Regions from separate parts of the Homo sapiens genome. Here all the other regions are linked to region 3. A link is an interaction called in ENCODE POLR2A ChIA-PET data of the cell type or tissue named here. Cell type or tissue: CD4-positive, alpha-beta T cell. All regions are shown on one strand. Each heading gives the region's core, and the rest is flanking DNA. Links, peaks and the distances in the headings are about the cores only. Region 1 holds the start of LOC105369663 (a long non-coding RNA gene). Region 2 overlaps BORCS5 (BLOC-1 related complex subunit 5). Region 3 overlaps DUSP16 (dual specificity phosphatase 16).

Region 1 (4,186 bases), core at 1-2,500, 200 kb before region 3:
GCGCGAGGCGGGGAGGGGCCCCGGGCGGGCGCGGGGGCTGGGGCCGCGGGAGATTCGGCAAACGCGGCGGGCGCCCGGTTCGGGGCTTTTTTTTTTTTTTTTCTCTTCCCAAAACCGACTAGAGCGCGAGACTCCGCCTGAAGCTGCAGCTTCTCGGATCCACCTTAAATCTTCAGCGGACTCAGCGTCGGGGTCAGTGGGCGCAGCCAATGCCAATCAAGTTTACAACCAGCAGCACGGGAGGGAAAAAAAAAATCATCTGCAAGTTCTCCCTACACACAAATACGCGCGCGCACACACGCACACACGTACGCACACACACACAGAAAGAAGGAGGGGGTGGGGGCGGGCGCTCGGGAGAGGGCGAGAATGTTTGTGAAATGCGCGTCCGAGGCTCCGGGGCCGCGGCCGGAGCGCGGGGCAGGCGCGCGGGGAGCGCAGCCCGGCGCGAGCGCCATGATGGTCGCCGCGGTTCGGGGCCCGTTTTCTGGAGGGGGAGCCGCAATGATGCAATCCCCCGGCCGCGCGCCCTGCTCCCTGCCTTTTCTCAACGTTCCTTTAGAGGCGCGTCGAGGTTTCGCGCCCAACGCCTTGATTTCTTTTTGTACTGCTCGCTCCGATGCCTGCTGCTCAGTGTCCCCACGCGTGACAGGCCGGGCGCGCGGGCGGCCGCAGAGGGGCTGGGCCTTACGTGTCAACTCGGCACTTTCGGTTCTGCGGGGTCGGCCTGAGGCGGACCCCACCCCATCCCACCCCAGTCCCCAGGCCAGCCCGGATCCGGGAGGTGGCCGCTGAGGTTTTCCAGCGGGACTGTGGGCCCCTTCCCCACCCCCAGCTGGGCCCGCAGGATTTTTTACCTCCCTTTTGGCTGAGAGGGGGTGGGTGGGCGTAGGGTGTGGCCCAGGTGAAAGACACAGCAAGTTTTAAAAAGAAATTCATACTCTGAACACCAGACAGGAGATCCTAGAGGAGATTTAGAATCACTTTTTCTGTGCAAAGAGCTTGAGAGAAGAGCAAGTGTGGGCGCTGTGATGATGAAGATGAAATGGCGAAGGCAGCGTCCCCCGGCCTCCGGGAAAGTCGCTCCCTGAGGCCGGGGCGGTGGGCGCACCCCGGCCTGAGAGGCCTCTCGCCCCGCTCCTCGCCTGTGAAGCCCACGCTCCCGGAGTCCCCCAAACACGCCCCCAAACCCACATTTCCCCAGTTCTTCCCCGTCCCAGGCCCCCGCGCCGGGCGGCCGGGGTTGCGATGGGGGCACGTTGCCGAGCGGGGGTGAGGGCAGAGGGGACCCACGCGGGCGGCCGTGGTGCGGGGCCCGGGCTGCGCGCCGCCGTGGCCCTCCCCAGGCGCCGGCGAGCCGGGCGGGCTTTCGAAATGCGCGGGGCTGCGGATCATTGGAGCCCAGGGTAGGGGTGGGAGCGGGCTGCAGCGCCGGAGGGTCGGCGAACTCGGGAAGGCTCTCCCCTTAGCTCCGATATCCCCACGGCCGGGGAGGCGGCCGGTTACTCAGGTGGAGAGTCCGTTTGCGGAGAGGAGTGGGAGCTTTCGCTGCTTTCTCAGCGCAGAGGAGAGGAGGAGGGAGGAAAGTTTCTGAGAAACCGCCCAGCCCGGCTGCGCGGCGGAGGCGCGGCCGCCCGGGCGCGGGAACTGCGCGCGACGACGGCGACAGTGCGGGGGGCTGCACGTTACAGATGAGGGAGCAACACTTGATGGCCTTCTCGTCCCGAGGCACCAGCCAGCCCGACCCCGCAACTGCCGCGGCGGGCGGGCGCGGAACTGCGGGGCAGTTTGGGGAGACGACGGCGCAGTGGCTTGGGTAGTGGGGCAAGGGGTGGCGGGCGACGGCGGCCGCAACCCCGCAAAGGGACGTTCACGGCGAAGGACGAGCTGAACTGCGGGTCATTTTGGGAGGCTTGACACAGGCGGGTAAAGGACGAAGGACACGGTGACTCGGGGCTGCGTTCCTGTGGACGTGCCTGGCGCGGCGAGCATCCACTTCTCCCTGGCCCGCATAACTAAAACGCAATCTCTCAAAATTCTGTTTAAAGAGACCTCTTTAGGAAAGGAGACTGGGGTGCCTGCAGCAATCCAGGCGATATTTTTTATTCTGTTAGAGACACTTTCTGAATTATCTTTTTTTACTCAGAGGAACTTTAATTTCATTATTTTCTGACCCTCCTCTCCTTCCTATTTCGAATTGTTTTTCTTGCTCCTTCAGTCTGTTTTCGAAAAACACTCTTGGATGCGAGTTTCAAACAAAATCACAAAACACCTCTAGTCTTTCATTAAAATAATACCTACTTGAAAGATGTAGCCCAGCCACTAAAGGACCTATTTTTCCCTTCCAGGAAGCCGAAGAGTCCAACCTGCTCAAAAAAAAAAAAAAAAAAAAAAAATCTTCGGGTCAAAAACTGTTCAAACTACTCTTTGAGAGCTCCTTTTGGGGTACGATAAAGGAAATGTAGGTATTTGAGCGAAAAAATTTAACCCAAATTTAGATTTTTACGATTTACCCACTTACTAGAATAAGTCCTATAAGAATTTACTATTACACCTTAAACACATTTTTTCTTGAGAATGTGGAATTACAGGAATCATTTTAGTAATCTGACTTTAAAATGTCTTGTCTTATACTTTTTTCCTTAGGTAAAAACTGTATATCTGCTGTATGGCTATGGAGACTCAAAATCCTCAGATTTGGTTACTTACATTAGCCAGTTTTTGGTTGTGTAGATTATAACAAGGAAATACCCCGTTTCTAAATATAGAAATTGAAAGAATTTTTGTATGACCAGTTAAATTTCAAAAATAGCTACGTAGAGTGCACACCAATTTCTTAAGGGCCCATATGTTTGAATATTTTAAACAAGATTTATACATTAGATGGTCCAAACAATTGCTTTAATTCCTCACACTTCTCATGTGTAAATACAGAATTTAGAGAAGTCACCATGTTACTTTCATTTTCAATCCTGCAAATGTGTCAGTGTACACTTATGTAAGGATTCTTTGGTTTTGACACATTCATATCCTAGAAGACATAAATATTTTTACTAATGCAGACTTTTGACAACCTTATTCATATGAAAATGTAGCTTTTCCATTTTCACCTTCTAAAGTTTTGTCCTCCCACACAGAGCTAAGTGGAAAACAGTAACTGCTAACTACATTCGGACTACATAAAACATCATCTGAGTTGTGGGCCTGAATTACCTAGGTATTTGCCACTTCACATTTACATTTGTGTAAATATGACTAGAATGCCAGGTCAAATACCTTGTTTGGTAAAGCACATTACAATTTGACTCAATGAATAGCTATGGAAGTTTTCTTTATTGATTACTTAATGTGTAACAATAATTGGCATCTTTTTCACACATTACAAAAAATTATACTTGGCTCAGTATGCAACCTTTTAAGCATAGCCATATTATTTAACAAAAGAGGGGAAAACCTATTCTACCCAACACAGCATTTACAAATGCACAAAACATGCCACTTTGGCTTGTATATTGTCTAGATTAAAAAAAATCTTTTAACATAAATAAGTTAGTATAATTTTTCAGTGTTTTTACAGAGTTATGTACACAGGTACACTTCAAATGGTTTTTCCATACACAGGCAATGAAATACTGTTTAAAGATGTAGTATCCATTTCACTTATCCTACAAGTGTGCTTTTCTCTACATGAACCTTCCTTGAAAAATAACACTTTCCTGTGGATAAATGGACAGAGTAAGCTTTAAATTAAAAAATATTTCATTTTTTAATGTGAAGTTACTTACAGATCTTTAAAAATATCGAGGGATTTAGAATTATTTTGACTGTGTTTACACAGCCCGAAGTGAAAAGAAAATGAGAAAATTTTGTCAACAAATTTAATAAAAGCAGATGGTCAATTCTTAACATTCAAAACTCCCAAGCACCTCGGATTTTTGCCCCAAACTACCTGGAGTGATCACCATTCTGCTGAGTAATTAACTGGTAAATTCCAACTTTAAGAGAGACTGGGGAGGGCAGTGAGGATAGGTTTCTGTTGCTTTTTTAAAAAAGCCACATGCAGCTATCTAACAAACTTTAGATAGCTTGGGAGATCACCAGATCTCCCAAATGAGAATAAACTTCTTGTAAAAATAAATAGCAATTATCTTTAGCCAGTGTTCAAATTTTTGTGATTTTTTTAAAT
Region 2 (8,572 bases), core at 2,751-5,250, 86 kb after region 3:
ATTTTTTTACCGTGTTTATTGTCTGTGTCCACAATGGAATGTAAGGTCTCTGAAGGAGGGATTCTTGTCTGTTTTGTAGTGATATTTCCTCGACACCTACAACAGGGCCTGACACAGAGCTGACTAGTTCATAAATGAAGCAGACATGTAAAGGCATGTGCGTAAAAAGTTCTCAGAGGCATATTCCTATCCTGGTGAGTCAAAAAGCTGCAGGCAGGGAGATGGAACTCTTATGAGATTCACATACTGTGAGAAAACAAAACAAAACAAAACAAAACAGAAGCTAGGTATGGTGGCTCATGCCTGTAATCCTGGCATTTGGGAGGCCATTGTGGGAGGACTGCTTGAGGCCAGGAGTTCAAGGTCAGTCTGGGAAACCTAGCGAGACCCTGTCTCTACAAAAAAAAAAAAAAAAAATTAAAGTCAGCTGGGCATAGTGTCACGCACCTGTAATCCTAGCTACTGGGGAGGCTGGGGCAGGAGGATCACTTGAGCCTAGGAGTTTGAGGCTGGAGTGAGCTATGATTGTGCCACTGCACTCTGGCCTAAGTGACAGAACAAGACACTCTCTGTAAAAAAATTAAATTAAAAAATAAAAGAGCAAGTACCAGGCCCTACTCCAGACCCACTGGCTCAGAATCTCTGAAGATGGAGCCTACCCATCAGTTTAAAAAAAAAAAAAAAAAAAAAAAAAGGTATTTCAAATTGAAAAAAAAAAAAAAAAAAAGCAATGCATGTTCAAGATAGAAATCTTGTAAAATACAGAAAAACAGAAGCAGGCTAAAACAAAATACCACTGATAATCTCATCTCTAAAGGGCAACCACAATTAAGTCACTGTCATGTTACCTTCTGTCTAATCATTTATTAAGAATATTTAACATAGGCAGGCACGATGACTCGCACCTGTAATCCCAGCACTTTGGGGAGGTGGGTAGGAGGATTGCTTGAGGCCAGGAGTTCAAGACCAGCCTGGGCAATATGGCAAGACACTGTCTCTACAAAAAAATTTAAAAATTAGCCAGGTAGGTGGCACACCTGTAGTCCTGGTTACTTGAGAGGCTGAAGTGGGAGGATCACTTGAGCCCAGGAGTTTGAGGCTACCGGAAGCTATGATTGTGGTATTGCACTCCAGCCTGGGCAACAGAAGGAGACCAGGGAGACCCTGTCTCTAAAACAAGATTGTTCGGCCGTGGGCTGCATGCAGTCCAGGACAGCTTTGAGTGTGGCCTAATATAAATTTGTAAGCTTTCTTAAAATATTATGAGTTTTTTTTGTTGTTGTTGTTTTTAAGCTCATTAGCTATCCTCAGCATTAATATGTTTATGTGTGGCCCAAGACAATTCTTCCAATGTGGCTGGGAAGCCAAAATATTGGACAACCCTGCTCTAAAATAAACAAACAGAATATTTAACACAGTTGAAATCATATTGAATATAAACTATTATAGCTTGATTTTTTTTTAACTTATTGTTAGATCTGTTCCTAATGTCACTTGGTTTTCATTGGCAGGAGGACTTAAACCAAGCAAAATTTACCATGGAACCTTGCATCAGGCCTTCTGAATCTCAAAGCTGGGCTGCAGATGCATTTTAGGAATCTAAGTTCGAAGATGACACAGATGTTCAAAATTTAGTGTACCCCTGGGCACACAATAGACTGTATTTCCCAGCCTCTTTGGAGTTAGCTGTGGCCATGTAATTGAGTTCTAGCCGAAGTCATAGGCAACACTCATAGGTTTGGCCCGTAAGAACCTCCTAACTGTGCTAGTCCACTCTTTTTTCCCTTTTGCCACTGGACACTATCAGCAAGGTGGTCTTTGGGGACGGCAGAGCCACAAGATAGAAGGAAACTGAGTCCCTGAACTCAATGGAGGAGAGTCACCTGCTAACCAGAAACACCCACCTTGAACAAGAGCAACAAATAAACTTCTGTTGCATTTGATCCATTACACATCTTTGAGTCTACTTACAGCTGTAGCCTAGCTTACTCTACCTAATGCAACCCTCATAACCTTTATTTTCTCTGATAGAATGAGAAAACTTATCAGTCCCTAGGATGAGATAATTGAAGAATATAAAGTTGTTCATTAAACAAGTATTTATTCAACATCTACTACATGCCAGGCATTGTTCTAGGCACTGCAGCAATGTTCAATTTGCTAAAATTCTTGTTTCTCTTCATTGGAAGTGATACAGGACAGGGAATATCTTTTCCCAGCCCTGGTTTCATTTCCATAACCCAGGAGCCCTCAATACTGGCTAGTTGGCTTAGAGACTACAGGTGCTCTGGGGTTCCTCACAAGAGAGGAGGCTGCATGGGACCTCTGACACTGCCCGCTCTGGTGGACTGGAAATGAGCAGGGGAGGGAGAAGAACAGGGGCTCTAGAACCTGGCACTGGGAAAGCTGGCAGAGCCAGCTGTCTGAGGGCATGTCTAGGGCAGGCAAACTGGGGGGAAATGGGGCTGCTGTTCACACATGCTCATATGTCATTGTCCAAAAGCGGAATGGAGTTAAATCTCAGAGCAGTCAAATAACCGGGCTCTGCTCATGCCTTGCCAAAAAACACAAGCCTACATTTCCAACAGGCAAGTAATAAACTAGATTCGGCCCTCTTCCAGGATTTCTGGCTTTTGGCAGGACAGTGCTGGTGCAAAGGAAGTGTGGGGCCAGGCCCAAGGAAGCCCTGTGCAGCATACCTTACAGTCCGCCGAACCAGAAGCAGCCCACTCCCCCACCTGGATTTCCTGCCACCCAGGGGACCAGTTGTATTTCTTACAGAAAAGAAAGGTTGCCCAAAGGACAAGAAGGGGGGAAACTATAATTACACTGTAAGGTTTCAACCTGGAATTGATGCCAGAGTAACTTGTGACATTCTATGGGAACATAAAATTTTCTTGAAATGTCTTGCCTCAGGATTTCAGCAAAAAGAAGCCGACATCTCAATGTTCTTGTCAAAATTTGCAGCTTTGCAATAGGTACTCCCAACTCATTTTATAATTTCAGGTCAAGAAAGAAGCAACTGAAGCCAAAATATATTTAAAAGCGGCCACAGGACTCTAACAATGTTGTCATTTAAAGGAGATTCGGTTCACAGTGTCAGGGCGATAGCAACAGTTTCACCTGGCCAACAGCTCACGCTAACCAGGCTTTTAACCAAAGGAGCTCAAAGTGAATGCTAATGCCAGTTCAGACAGTGATGCTCTGTGCAACACTCGGAACTACTCATTTAATCTGGATCAGTCTCTCTCCCTGGGAGGACACACAGTACAGGAAGTCAGGTCAAATACTTGGAAAATGACTCCAGCTGGGTCTTAAACATTACGGTACCGATGACAGAAAGAAATCCCTGCCCAGCCCTGTGTGCAGGCCCATGAATGGCAACTCTCGTGCATTCCTTCAAACACCAGTTGAGGACCTACCATGTAAAAAAAGGAATAACCAAAAATGAAATGAAGGACTCCAAAGAGGCAGAACATAAGTAGTATGGTGCAGTGGAAAAGATGACTCACCTTCTAATACCATCTTAGTCATTATCTAATGGAAAGATACCCAGCAAATCCCATATACACTCGAAGATCCTTGGTTTCTTTATTTGCACAATGAAAGGGCTAAATTAGAGAAACCTTAGGGCCTCTTCATAATCCTGTGTAATCATATGGCTTTCCAAGGATTGCAAGTTTTTCTTACCAGTTCATCTGAACCCCCTCCATGCTTCATACTGGTTTATGTCAATACACTATGCTTATCAACACATCTAAGAATTAAAACAGGAGTTACTAGAATCATATCATGAATGTACTCTCAAGGCCTTCAAGCAAGCACACAGGAACTGTAACAAAATAAAGCTTGTGGCTTTATCTTAGTTACAAAGGCGTTCTAATCTATGACACATTTACCCACTGACAGCAACTAGAATGAGGCAGAAATAAGACCCAGGGCAGTGACAAGAGAAGCTCCAAAAGTCTGTGCTGCAACTTGTTCTAATCTATGAACACATTTACCCACTGACAGCAACTAGAATGAGGCAGAAGTAAGACCCAGGGAAGTGACAAGAGAAGCTCCAAAAGTCTGTGCTGCATCTTCCTGGGGCTGCGTATTTGCCACCAGCCTCATCCCTCGCCCCCAGGGAAACCACACCTGGGGAGGAAGCACACTCCTTTCTGGTTGGCTTTTCAGTTACCCCACATTTCAATGATAGATGTAACCTAAAACTAAGTGTCTGTCAACTTGAATCCTTAACTAGAAATGAGGCAATATACAGGAAATCCCCCAAATCAGAGGCAGCCATGTATCCACAGCCTAGAAGCCAAGGACTAATGGTTTGCCACCATCCAGCTTCACATTTCTCAAGACCCATGTTCCCCAGGCACGAGTATGCTATCCACAAAGCAGAATAAACAGTTAAATTCACTACAGAAATTCCAAAAACTACATATTCATGGCATGAAAGAAATCCTGCAGGGTTTGAAGGAAACCACAGTGGGCTTAAAAAAAAAAAAATTTTTTTTTTGCCTTGCCTCTATTTAGTGCTTATACTTGGGTTGTTAAGAGCAGAACTTAAAATGGGGCAATATTTAGACAGCTGCTGGTATCAAGTAATTTCAAATGGGCCAATTCATGGCAATTAGGATAGGCCTTTCTCCTTAGTCATCATTTATATTTAAAGCAATAACAAAGAGCTAACACTACAGTGTCTACTACATGGCAGGCGTGGTCCCTAGAACTGTACCAAGAATAACTCATTGAACCCTCACGAAAACCTGAGGTGGATGTCATTCTGTTCTCACTGAACAGAAAAGGAAACTGAGGCTCAGAAGAATTAAGGGACTTGCCTGAGGTCACACAGGTAGTCAGAGATGGAGCCAGGATTGAACCTTGGCAGTGTGGCTCTGGAGTTTACGCTCAGAACCATTCTGCCAAATTGTCTGCAAATACAAAGAGCAAATACAAGTTGCCCTGCCTCAGCTGAGCCCTCAATGCCTAATGGCACTCATTACTGTACCCAGTCACCATGACCACTCAACAAATGACCTCCCTCTTCTCCACAGAGGATACAAGCTGCTGGGTGTGACCGATCTGTGCCAGGGACCCTCCTGTCATAAACTTGCCTGCGTCCTCCCTGTTCTCTCAGAACAGATGTCCCACAAGGCTCCAACTCTTGCCTCCTCAGGGATCTTGCTCTAAGAATCCCCCTTTCTCCTTCATCTTTGATCTTGTCTCATCTGCCTCTTCCCCCTCATCCTGTAAACATGTTCAAGTGCACCACCTGCATAACAAAAAATCCCCTTTGATCTTCATCCACTTTTAACTTAATTTTGGCCACTACCTCACTGTGTGACCTGGGCGAAGTGCTTACTTTCTGTAAAAGCCTTTAATTTCTGCATCTGAATAATGAGAGCACTGGACCAGAGGGTCTCTAAGGTCCTTCCAATTCCAACATTCTGTGGTTCTTAATGCAGAGATTTCTCTGAGCAAGCTCACTGAAACTCAGGCCAGTTTCTTCAGTGTCCCTGAAGCCCCAAAGTTAATTTTCTTCTAAGACTGTCAAGCTGTTCCCCTGCAGCAATGCCCCCCTCTTCCTCTCATTTCCCAAATCCTGGTTTTTTTTTTTTTTTCAAAGACCTAGCTTAAACCCCGTCTGCTCCAGGATATCCCAATCTTTAACTCTTACAGAACTTTAGTTATAAATAACAAATGAGCATTCCCCTTCAACAGTGCCTTTTTCATATTTCTGTTCTGTATATCTTCATTCCCTCAGCGAGGCTAAACTCTCAAAGAGCAAGGACCATGTTACATGTCTCTGGAACCCCCAAAGGACCTCCCCACTAGGTGGGTCTGCAATAGCTGCTCAACAGTGCTGGCTGAGGGGTCAGCCTATCGCCATTAAAGAAACTAGTAGTTAAGGTATGTCACTAGACTCCCTGATTGCAAAGTAAATTACCTCCGTTCTTCTCCCTCACATACACAAATCTATAAACATAAGCTTTTCATTCAAGAGCATCATCCAAATTTAACATAAGGAAAGCTGAGCTAACTCTCTGATTTTCCTTTATCTGAATCAGAAATAGTTATAGCCATGTTTCCCTTTGATCCAGACTTAAGTGATCACAGGTACTGTAATCTTAGGGACCTCTAGTTGATCCCGGTTATATACTTCCACTAACACATATTCTCCATGGTTATTAAGTTCCCTCACTTGTCAACACATAGCATTATGTTACTTCCTCATCTTTCCAACCAAATTTCCAGGAAACATCTGGAATAATATCAGAGAGTTGGTGTTTGATCAAAATGACATCCTCTGCTTTACTCATTTGGAAGTGACTAATTTCAACCCTTAGGTCTGAGGTGAACATAGACGGACGGATATGATTCAGGAGTTTGCTAACACTCACCAACAGAGATAAGACGGACACATTACGCCACCAATGAAAGCCCCAAAACTGCACTCACCTCCTCTGCCCGAGCACGCTGCTGAGGTATTGCTCAGTACTGTGAGTGCTGGTCTCTGTTTTGCAATAATCCTGGGTAATTACTGACTATTCAAAGTGAATCCCAAAGTTCTTCAAACAGAATTTTAAACTGTTTATTTTATTTTTTGAGACAGGGTCTTGCTCTGTAGCCCAGACTGGAGTGGAGATCTCGGCTCACCGCAACCTCTGCCTCCTGAGCTCAAACCATCTTCTCACCTCCCAAGTAGCTGGGACTACAGGCACGCACCACCATGCCTGTTTGTTTTTTTTCTTGGTCTTTTTTGTAGAGATGGGGTTTCACCATGTTGCCCAGGCTGGTCTTGAACTCCTGGGCTCAAACAATCCACCTGCCTTGGCCTCCGAAAGTGCTGGGATTACAGGCATGAGCCATGTCGCCCGCCAAAGTCAGTTTATTTTTAAATGAATGCTCCAAAACACTGGTTCTCCCCTGGTTACATACTAGAATCACCTAGAGCACCTTCATAAATACCAATACCCAACATCCCACCGCCCTAACCCTATCACCCTTCAAAGATTTTGATCTAATCGGTTCGGAGTGAGACCCAGACATCAGAATTTTCTTAACAGCACCTCAGCTATGCTGAATGAATTAAGGTATCATTGTTAAATATTTTAGGTATAACAGCATTATAACTACATCTTTCAAAACGACTCAGTCATTCATTCGTGGAATTACTGGTAAAATTCAAAATAAGGCCTCCATTTAATTGCTAGTATTGTACCAAGCTAATTTCCTGGTTTTGATCATTGTACGAAGGTTATGTAAAGTGTTAACTTTAGGGGAAGCTGCATGGGGCAGGGTATATAGGTACTCTCAAATTATTTCTGTGACTTTCCTCCAAGTCTAAAATTAATTCAAATTTAAAAGTTATTTTTTAAAAGAATCCTTCACTTTTAAAGATATATACTTAAATATTTATGAATGAAATAATGTCTGGGGATTTACTATAAAATATACAGTTGAGGGTGGCAGGGAGTGGGGATATGGATAAAACAGGAGTATTTGCAAGCTGATGATTGTAGTGGCTGGTAATGAGTACATTAAGGTTCACTGTGTTACTCCGCCTTCTTTTACCCTGTCTTCTTCAGTATATGTGTAAAATTTCCCATCATATATATTGGAGGAAAAAACTTCCGAGTAATTTTAACATGTAACCAGGGCTGACAAACACTGCTCTGAAGTCTTGAAAATGTGCTATAATGAGAAGCTCTGTCTGGTACTTCCAGCTACAAAACACTTTCCCCAGCTCTCTGATATAGAGCTAGTCAGTTAATCTCTCCGTACCACACTTTACTAAACTGCAAAACAACAGATATGGATTAGAGGTTTTTGTTGTTGTTTTTCGTTTTTTTTTTTTTTTTTTTTGAGATGAAATCTGGCTCTGTCGCCCTGGTTGGAGTGCAGTGACATGATCTGGGCTCACTGTAACCTCCACCTCCCAGGTTCAAGCGATTCTTGTGCCTCAGCCTCCCGAGGAGCTGGGACTACAGGCATGCACCATCACACCTGGCTAATTTTTGTATTTTTAGTAGAGATGGAGTTTCACCATGTTGGCCAGGCTGGTCTTGAACTTAAAGGACTTTTTAAAAAGAATAAGCATCAAAAAGCCAATTTATTATAATTCTAAGATCTCCTCTCTGAGAGTTAATGTCATAGTTAATTAACTTCTAGCACAACTGTAAAAAATGGTAGAGTCTGGCTAGGGGCAGTGGCTCACACCTGTAATCCCAGTGCTTTGGGAGGCAGAGGCGGGAGGATCGCTTGAGCTGAGGAGTTTGAAAACATCCTAGGCAACATAGCCAGGCGTGATGGCATACACCTGTAGTCCTAAGCTACTCAGGAAGCTGAGGTTGGAGAATCGCTTCTGCCCAGCAGTTAGAGGTTGCAACGAGCTATGAATGTTATCACTAAACTCCAGCCTCGGTGACAGCATAAGACTCTGTTTCTAAAAAAATTAAAAAGGTAAAGTCTTATGTCTACAATAGCATTTCCCAAAGAATGTTCTAAAATCACTACTTTATGGGACATTAATAAATGTTACCTAAGATAAGTGTTCTGAGGTCAACTAAGTTTC
Region 3 (8,572 bases), core at 2,988-5,487:
CTTATATTAATATTTTTCATAATTTCCAAGGTTATGGAAAAGAGTATGACAATTACGTTTAATTACCTAAGTAAAACTATTACTATGTTTTATACATATCCATCGTATGTGTTTGTATGCCTGTGGGTGTTTGAGGTTCTATTTTACCTAGCTGTTCTGAGACTTGACTTTATTCTCAATATATCATGACCATCCTTGGCTGTCAATAAGTATATTTTTACACCATCGTTTTTAAATGTTGCATACCATGTTGCAGGATTTATCATAATTTATAAGTTACTTAAGCCAGTCTGTCCCTTTCTTATACATGTAGGCCTTTTCCAGTATTTTTTCATGTGTATTTTAACTGAAAGATAAAGCACTTTCTTGTAAGTCACTTTGTTTTGTTTTTTTTTTGAGACGGAGTCTCGCTCTGTCGCCCAGGCCGGACTGCGGACTGCAGTGGCGCAATCTCGGCTCACTGCAAGCTCCGCTTCCCGGGTTCACGCCATTCTCCTGCCTCAGCCTCCCGAGTAGCTGGGACCACAGGCGCCCGCCACCGCGCCCGGCTAATTTTCTGTATTTTTAGTAGAGACGGGGTTTCACCTTGTTAGCCAGGATGGTCTCGATCTCCTGACCTCATGATCCACCCGCCTCGGCCTCCCAAAGTGCTGGGATTACAGGCGTGAGCCACCGCGCCCGGCCTTGTTTTAAGATGAGTCTCACGCTGTCATCCAGGTTGGAGTGCAGTGGTGTGATCTCGGCTCACTGCAGTGTCCACCTCCCAAGTTCAAGCGATTCTCCTGCCTCAGCCTCCCGAGTAGCCGGGATTACAGGCCCATGCCACCACATCTGGTGAATTTTTGTATTTTTAGTAGAGACGGGGTTTCGCCCTGTTGGCCAGACTGGTCTTGAACTCCTGACCTCAAGTGATCCACCCACCTCGGCCTCCCAAAAGTAGTTTAAAGGAGATTCTTGAAACTACCTCCTTGTTGTGTAGACTTTTTTCATGCATATGTCTTGCTTAACATGTATTTGATATTTTACTACGTTCCATATTGTAAAACTAAGATTCTCTTAGTAGATACAACACACTTTTGGCATTGGAAAAATTCTGGGAAAAAGTGCTGGGATTACAGGCATGAGTCACCATGCCCAGCCATAAGTCACTTTGAATTTATTCTGTGAGCCATTTTGAAATTATCTTCAGGAGAATGTAGTTCAGCATTCTAATTTTATTTATTTTAGTACTAAGAGATTTAAAATAGATTAAATTATGGAATATTACTATTGTGAGCTTGAGCTTGAGTGCAGGTGGGTGAGAAGTTTGGTGTCGGTGTTGCATTCCATTGCTTGCTCCTAGAGCCTTCCAGTCCTGTTTGGAAAAATTAAATTATAACCCCTCTCCCCTTAGACTGTGTTCCAAATTGTTCAGATGTTTACTCTGGTCTTAATACCTTTAGTCAATTAGTTCTTTGTCAACAAAGTATACTATATCTTTCATGTATTGGAATTTTGTTGTTCTGGGGCTGGTGTGGACTAAAGGAGGGGGTGCATATATTAATAGATAAAGATTATAAACTTATTTTAGTGTTATCAACCCCTTCAATATAGTAATCTAACTTGTAAAGGCCTTGTGTTAAGTATTTGATCCTTCTGACAAGGAGAGAACCTTGAAAGCATTTAAAAAATTTTTAATGTAAAGATCCTTTAAACTACCTCCTTGTATAGACTTTTTTCACACATATATCTTGCTTAATGTGTCTTTGATATTTTACTACATTCCATGTTGTAAAACTAAGATTCTCTTAGTAGATACAACACACTTGTGGGGTTGGAAAAAATGTATAATATTAACATTAATAGTAATCTTTCTTGTTACAGGATTTCTTTTCATTTCTTTGCCAAGAAATGCACTGTATAGGAACCACAGTTTCTCTCTTTGTAGTTTTAAGGAAGAAATTGTACTAAATTTTCTTATATATATGTTTTTTCACACTGAAGCTAAAAGTTCAATTGCCTGCCTCAAAAGCATGGACAACAAAAGCAAAAATAGACAAATGGGATTATGTCAAGCTAAAAAGCTTCTGCACTGCAAGGGAAACAGTCAACAGAGTGAAGAGACAACCTACAGAATGGGAGAAAATATTTGTAAACTATACATCTGATAAATAGTTAATACCTCAAAAACATCAGGAACTCCAACAACTCAATGGCAAGAAAGCAAGTAACTTGGTTGAAAAATGGGTGAAAGACCTGACATTTTTCAAAGAAAACATGCAAATGGCCAACAGGTCTATGAAAAAATGCTCAGCATCACTCATCATCAGAGAAATGCAAATTAAAACCACAGTAAGATAGTATCCCACTCCTGGTAGTATGGCTGTTTTCAAAAGACAGAAGATCAGTGTTGGTAAGGATGTGGAGAAAGGAAAACCCTTATACACTGTTAGTGGAAATATGAACTATTTATAGCCATTATGGAAAACACTATGGAGGTTCCTCAAAAAAAATTAAAAATAGAACCACCATATAATCCAGCAATCCCATTACTGAGTAAAGAAAATGAGATGTTTGCATACCCATGTTTATTGCAGTGCTATTTACAATAGCCAAGATAAGGAATCAACCTAAGCGTCTATCAAAATATGAATGAATAAAGAAAACGTGGTATATATGTACACAATGAAATTCTATTCAGCCTTAAAAAATAAGGAAATCCTGTCATTTTCTACAACATGGATGAACCTGGAGGACATTGTGTTAAGTGAAATAAACAAGACACAGGAAGACAAATACTGTGTAATTTCACTCATATATGGGAGCTGAAAAAGTTGATCTCATGGAAGTAGAGAGTAGAATGGTTACCAAAGGCTGGGATGTTTAATGGGGAGGGGAAGCCTGGGGAGATGTTGGTGAAAGTAAATAATTATTTAGGAGAAATACGTTCAAGGATCTATTGTACAGCATGGTGACCACAGTTAACGAGGATATATAGTATTCCTGAAAAATTCAAGGAGTGGATGTTAAGTGTTCTCATCACAACAATGATGGCTATGTGTGGTAATGCACTTGTTAGTAGAATTAACCATTCCACAGTGTATATCTACTTCAGAATATCGTGTTGTACATGATAAATACATACAGTTTTATCCATTAATTTAAAAAGTTTGGCCGGGCACAGTGGCTCACGCCTGTAATCCCAGCACTTTTGGAGGCCAATGTATGAGAATTGTTTGAGCCCAGGAGTTTGAGACCAGACTAAGCAACACAGTGAGACCCCGTCTCTACAAGAAATAAAAATTAGCCAGGTGTGGTGGCACATGCCTGTGGTCCCAGTTACTTGGGAGACTGAAGTGGGAGGATCACTTGAGCCCAGGAGTTGAAGGTTGCAGTAAACTGAGATCATAGCACTGCATTCCAGCCTTGGGTGACAGAGCAAGACCCTGTCTCAAAAAACAACAAAAACAAAAGTTCAGTTTCCTGGAAATGCATCATTTCCAATAGATATAACCATAGTTCTGAACAAAGCATGAACACCTGCCACATCTTTTATTGGTATTTGCCCAATTCAGCATTATCTTGGCTAGTATATTCATTGGCCCCAGAAAGCTACAATCTTCCAGGTATCCACATAGCTCAGTCTCTTACCACTCTCCTCTCTCATGTTCTCAAGGTAAGGCCTTCTGTGACTACTCTGTTTACAATTTAACAGCCACCCCCGCACACCCTTTGCTCTTGCTCTATTTTTTCTCCCTAGTTCTTATCGGCGTCTATCATAGGAAATGTTTTGTTTTTGTTGTTGATCGTGTCCCCCATCACTAAATTAGAAGCTCCAGAAAGGCAGTAATTTTTGCCTTGTTAATTTATAACCAGGCAGTACATTAATAACTTATAAATTATAATGAATACTTTTTTCATTTATTGCTACATTTTCACAGTGCCTGGCACATATTAGGTGCCAAATAAGTACTTGTTAGTTGACTGAATTAGTTACAGTAGGCCTGATGAATTATAGTGATTTGGCAGATGTTCAAGAAAACCAGGATGCACGAATTAATCCCCATCTGACCTCTGTTTGGCTTGTTCTAAATCTTTCTTCTCCTGCCTCCAGCCTACCTTTACTGAAAATACCCTTCTAAAACATTTTCTCCTCAATTCTCAGATTAAGCCAATCCCTGGCCGTATTTCCTCTTGCCCAGTAACTTCATCCAGGGATCCTTCCATTTCTACCCTCCCAAGACCACCTCCATACACCGGCCCCTCTCCCAGTAGGTAGGGTCCTGAGTTTTCAGGCAGCGTGTCTGGAGGAAGCATTAAGTGTAGAGGGGTAGGTGAAGGAGCCTGTGGGCCAGGAGGAGTGTGTCTAGGATACATACATGGGTGGCAGAGGGAAAGAGGAAGGTTGGGAGGGGGAAGGAGGAGGAGAGCTCAGGTGGGTCAGGGAAGGGGAAGCGGGTGAAACAGGTGATCATAAACAGGAAGCAGTACTAAGAAAAAGACAAGAGCTCTGATTGAGCCAATACCAGGAGGGGAGTGCTCCTTGCCCTGAACAGAAACTTTGGTGAAGGCTTCTCACAGATTTGGCCTCTGCCTGGGCTGGCCTGTGCCTAAAAGCGCAGGCATTATAGGTAGTCTTTGAAGGCTGACTGCTATTCCAGCCTTTATCTGTGGGTCCTTGAGATGTATGTAAACAACCTGAACCTCTGATTGGAGGGGCGGCTTTCAACAGTGTGGTATGTCAGTGCGAGGCAACTGGGTTCTACGGTGCGGATAACTGCTGTCTCCAGGTCTAGTATCATCTAAATAGTTTTGCTTCAAGCAGTCTCATTATTGCCATCACTTGTCAGAATATGTGTCCTCAATTTTTGGGTAAGGAAATATGATCAGACATTAATAGGCAGCTAAAAAGCACATTAAGTTTGTAGTTTTACTTTGTTTTATACTTTTATAAATAAAAGTACATATTATAAAGTATATATTATACTTTTAAGTTCTGGGGTACATGTGCAGAACATGCAGGTTTGTTTCATAGGTATACACATGCCATGGTGGTTTGCCGCACCAAGTTCTTAGCTTTCTTGATTTTGGTGAGGGTGGTTTTTTGTGTTTGTTTTTATTTTTTTAATTGAATATATTTGCCAAATACCAGAGCTCAGAATTTCTATCAAGTTTATCTTAACCCACAGCTTATGAGATAAAGTTGCTTTAATCTGTGTAGCATTGAGGCAGTCAAAGTCTAAGGAGTTCTTGTTTGCTTGCAGATATGATAGTCTCCTTTTTTCCCTTTTGATTGGTTTTTTTCCTGTTATTGAAAGCCTGTGTTTAGGGCTCTATTGAAAGGCATTTCGGTATATCTTGTTGCCTGTTTCTTCAGTTTTGTTGGAGGGAAAAAATTTAAGTCAGGCTTGTAGTTTAATAAAAGTAAACTTCTCACCTGATTATATCCTTTCCATAAACTGAGAATTTGAACTTGAGCTCTAGCCCAACCAAATAAAACTAAATCCCTCTCCTCACTCAACAGGCCTGTTAAGCACCCCATAGCTATGGGATCCTTTTCCTTTCCCTGATAATTTCTCTTTGTAAAAGAAAATGTTTAAAATGGAGTTGTGCCTCTCTGAGTGGGACCCCCCGCTTCCTCCTGGAGCCCCATCCCCTGCTGTGGGCCTTGATGCAGGCCTTGGGAGTGGGTGTTTTAGGGCAGCAGTAGCAGTAGCAGATGAAACTATTGCTGCCAGCAGAAAATAACCCATGGGTAGAAAGAAAAAAATTGTGTGTGTGAGCGATTATCACTTTTTTTCTGAGTGGGATATAGTCAGTGTCAGTATGACTGACCTAGAACCCAGGATCATGTTTGGGAAGTTGAAGAGAAAAATCATCTGGGAAGCAGAAGAAGATCCTTAATATAATCACGTAAAAATAATCTTAAAAAAAGGATTCTCTGGCTAGGCACAAATTTTGAAGTGTACAAGTAATAAAAATCGAAACAAAACATTTTCCTTTTAAGTAATTAATGGCAAATACTGGTTTTATACAGACTTTATGTTGTTCTCTTAGTTGAAACAGGCCCTACCTGTTCACTTTAACATAAAAATAGACTTACAGTTCTTAAACATAACTTATTCAGTAGCATACTTCATTGATACACCGTATTTGTGCAGAGTTGGATATAGAGTGAATTTCAAGAAATAAAACTCCAGTGATTTCTGTTATAGTCATAAATACATTTCCATAAGTAACCAAATGGAATCTAAATAAAAATAAATTACATATAAAAACAGACAAAATTGTATATTAAAGGGGGAAAGTTGTTATACAACTTGTGTTAAATATTATAAAATATAAAACATAAATCATTTGCTGAAAGGTAAAAATATACCAGAAATGGTATTTCTTTAGGAGATTTGCTGATTTTCTTCCATGATCTGTAGTCATTTTGTTATACTAAGATGTTGACTCAGTTTATCTTTATTCCTAGATAGTCTTTTAAAACCTTTATTTTGAACTTGGGATACTTTGCAGTTTTTTGTGTAGTAGCCCTGATTAAGGTTACCAGTCTTCAGTTTGATAAATACTGCCTTGCTGACTTTAGGTTATCCTTTAAAAGATAATTTCCATAACTTCATGAATGTTCACCATCACATTTTAACTTTCTTTTAAGCCAGAGTAGTTATAGAGGGTACTCTCTAACTAGTATGTCATAAAACAGGCCAGCTGTGGTGACCCCCAGCATTTAATTTGCTAACCTTTTGAGCACACTATTATGAGTTACTTGTCAGCTTCTTAGGTACTCTAGTATGTAATTCTAGGGGGGAAAATTGTGTGTGTGTGTGTGTGTGTGTGTGTGTGTATACATATATTTTTAATTTTTTGTAGAGATAGGGTCTCACTGTGTTGCTCAGGCTGGTCTTGAACTCTTGGACTCAAGTGATCCTCCTGCCTTGGCCTTCCAAAGTGCTTGGATTACAGTCATGAGCTACTATGCCCAGCTGGAGTTATCTTTTAAGTTTAAGAATTTCGCCGGATGCAGTGGCTCACACCTGTAATCCCAGCACTTTGGGAGGCCAAGGCAGGTGGATTACCTGAGGTCGGGAGTTCGAGACCAGCCTGACATGGAGAAACCCCATCTCTACTAGAAATACAAAATTAGCCGGGTGTGGTGGCGCATGCCTGTAATCCCAGCTACTGGAGAGGCTGAGGCAGGAGAATCGCTTGAACCTGGGAGGTGGAGGTTGCGGTGAGCCGAGATGCGCCATTGCACTCCAGCCTGGGCAATAAGAGTGAAACTCTGTCTCAAAAAAAAAAAAGAATTTCTACATGTTTTATTTAGATTTCCAGACATGCATATATGCAAGGCCCATGGAAATATAGATTGATTCATTTTCTAATTAAATGTTGAAAAAAATGAGATTCAAGTACTGTAAGTGAAAGAAAAAGCAAGATGCAAGACAGTGTCTATACTTTGTAACCATTTGAACAAAGAGAAGGAAAAGTGTGTATATTTGTGCTTCATTCTATATTAATTTAAAAAAATCTTTGGAATAAATTAGATGAGACTACTAAAAGTTGTTACCAGTTAGAGGGCAGGGTTGGGACCCAGGCAGATGGAGGATAATGGTAGAAGAAGGATTATGAATATATTTAGTTTTTTTTTATTTAAATGTATTTGCTGAAGTTTCAATATCGTGGCAATTTTAAACACCTTTATTGATGTATAAGTGACACAATAAACTGTACACGTTCATACTATGTATACATTTTTAGACTTTTTTTGAACCATATGAATATATTACCTATTTAAAAATCTAAAGAAAGTATTTCAACTTTAGCAGCTGGCTAAATAAATAGATAAATAGCAAAGCTGGTCTGCTCTGGATTTTGTTCTATGGACTTGAGCCTTTGTGGTTCATTGTAAAAATTTTTATTCCCCTTGACTTATAGAAATTCTGGGTAAGATTAGCTTGGTGATGTTGCAAGCAAAATATTCTCTTGTCATCTTTCAAATCTTACCTAATGCAAAGGATTTTGAAAACAAAACAGTAACTACAGAGAAATTTTTAAAATTAGACTCATAGCCAGTGATGGAGATTTAACCAAAATTCTCTAACTGTAAATGAAAGAGATTAAGGCCATTGTTACTTTACCCTCCATGATCCCTTGGCAGGGCTCTGCCTCTCACCTCACCCATTTAGCACTACAGAGAATTAGACCTTGGGCATGAAGTCCTACCAGGAGGACTCCAGCTGGCCTCAGTACAGCACTGAAAGAATGGAACTTCACCCTCACTTCACTTTTACCCCTATGCTTCACTTACATCCTCAGCTTAGAGTCACTTTGACCAGAGCCTTTCTTGGTCAGGGAAAGGGTCTTTTTATATCTGTAACTAAGCTCTGATTCTCTGGGCAAGAATGACATTCTCTGCTCTGTAGAACTGTTTGTTGTAACCTGTCTTTGGGTTTATGAGAATTGGCTGAGGGGAAGCAAAGATGAGAACTTTCTAATTCAACTTTTGCATGTTTGCTGACTTCTCCCTCCTTTTGTCCCTTGATCTGCTAACCCAGATAACTGCTTTGTCCCATCCGGATTTTATCTC

The links. Peaks named below come from ENCODE experiments on the same cell type or tissue, not always from the same donor. Only the 100,000 strongest peaks of a DNase experiment are listed, where the experiment ranks them.
Region 1: POLR2A ChIA-PET joins it to region 3 with 8 read pairs; 5 of 35 experiments call an interaction of 5 or more read pairs at or near these places.
Region 2: POLR2A ChIA-PET joins it to region 3 with 6 read pairs; 7 of 35 experiments call an interaction of 5 or more read pairs at or near these places.

What each region holds. Positions count from the first base shown.
Region 1 is chr12:12,721,498-12,725,683 of GRCh38, reverse strand. LOC105369663 (a long non-coding RNA gene) reads left to right here and starts at 561. Exons shown (of 2, transcript XR_931366.4): 1 at 561-2,461; 2 at 2,647-2,780. It overlaps CDKN1B (cyclin dependent kinase inhibitor 1B), which reads right to left. Exons shown (of 3, transcript NM_004064.5): 3 at 3,315-4,186. RefSeq lists silencers at 187-436, 777-856, 1,117-1,386, 1,597-1,726, 1,797-1,926. In CD4-positive, alpha-beta T cell, for the core only: no CTCF peak of the experiment used is centred there; DNase peaks (open chromatin) are centred at 23, 173, 523 and 1,503; H3K4me3 peaks cover 2,500 bases; H3K27ac peaks cover 2,402 bases.
Region 2 is chr12:12,437,652-12,446,223 of GRCh38, reverse strand. All of the region lies in intron 3 of BORCS5 (BLOC-1 related complex subunit 5), which reads right to left. Among named protein-coding and RNA genes, the nearest start is that of BORCS5, 85 kb to the right of the region's middle. RefSeq lists enhancers at 1-146, 6,275-6,569, 5,849-7,048. In CD4-positive, alpha-beta T cell, for the core only: no CTCF peak of the experiment used is centred there; DNase peaks (open chromatin) are centred at 3,503 and 4,253; H3K27ac peaks cover 2,500 bases.
Region 3 is chr12:12,523,989-12,532,560 of GRCh38, reverse strand. All of the region lies in intron 1 of DUSP16 (dual specificity phosphatase 16), which reads left to right. Among named protein-coding and RNA genes, the nearest start is that of DUSP16, 35 kb to the left of the region's middle. In CD4-positive, alpha-beta T cell, for the core only: no CTCF peak of the experiment used is centred there; a DNase peak (open chromatin) is centred at 4,480; H3K27ac peaks cover 2,253 bases.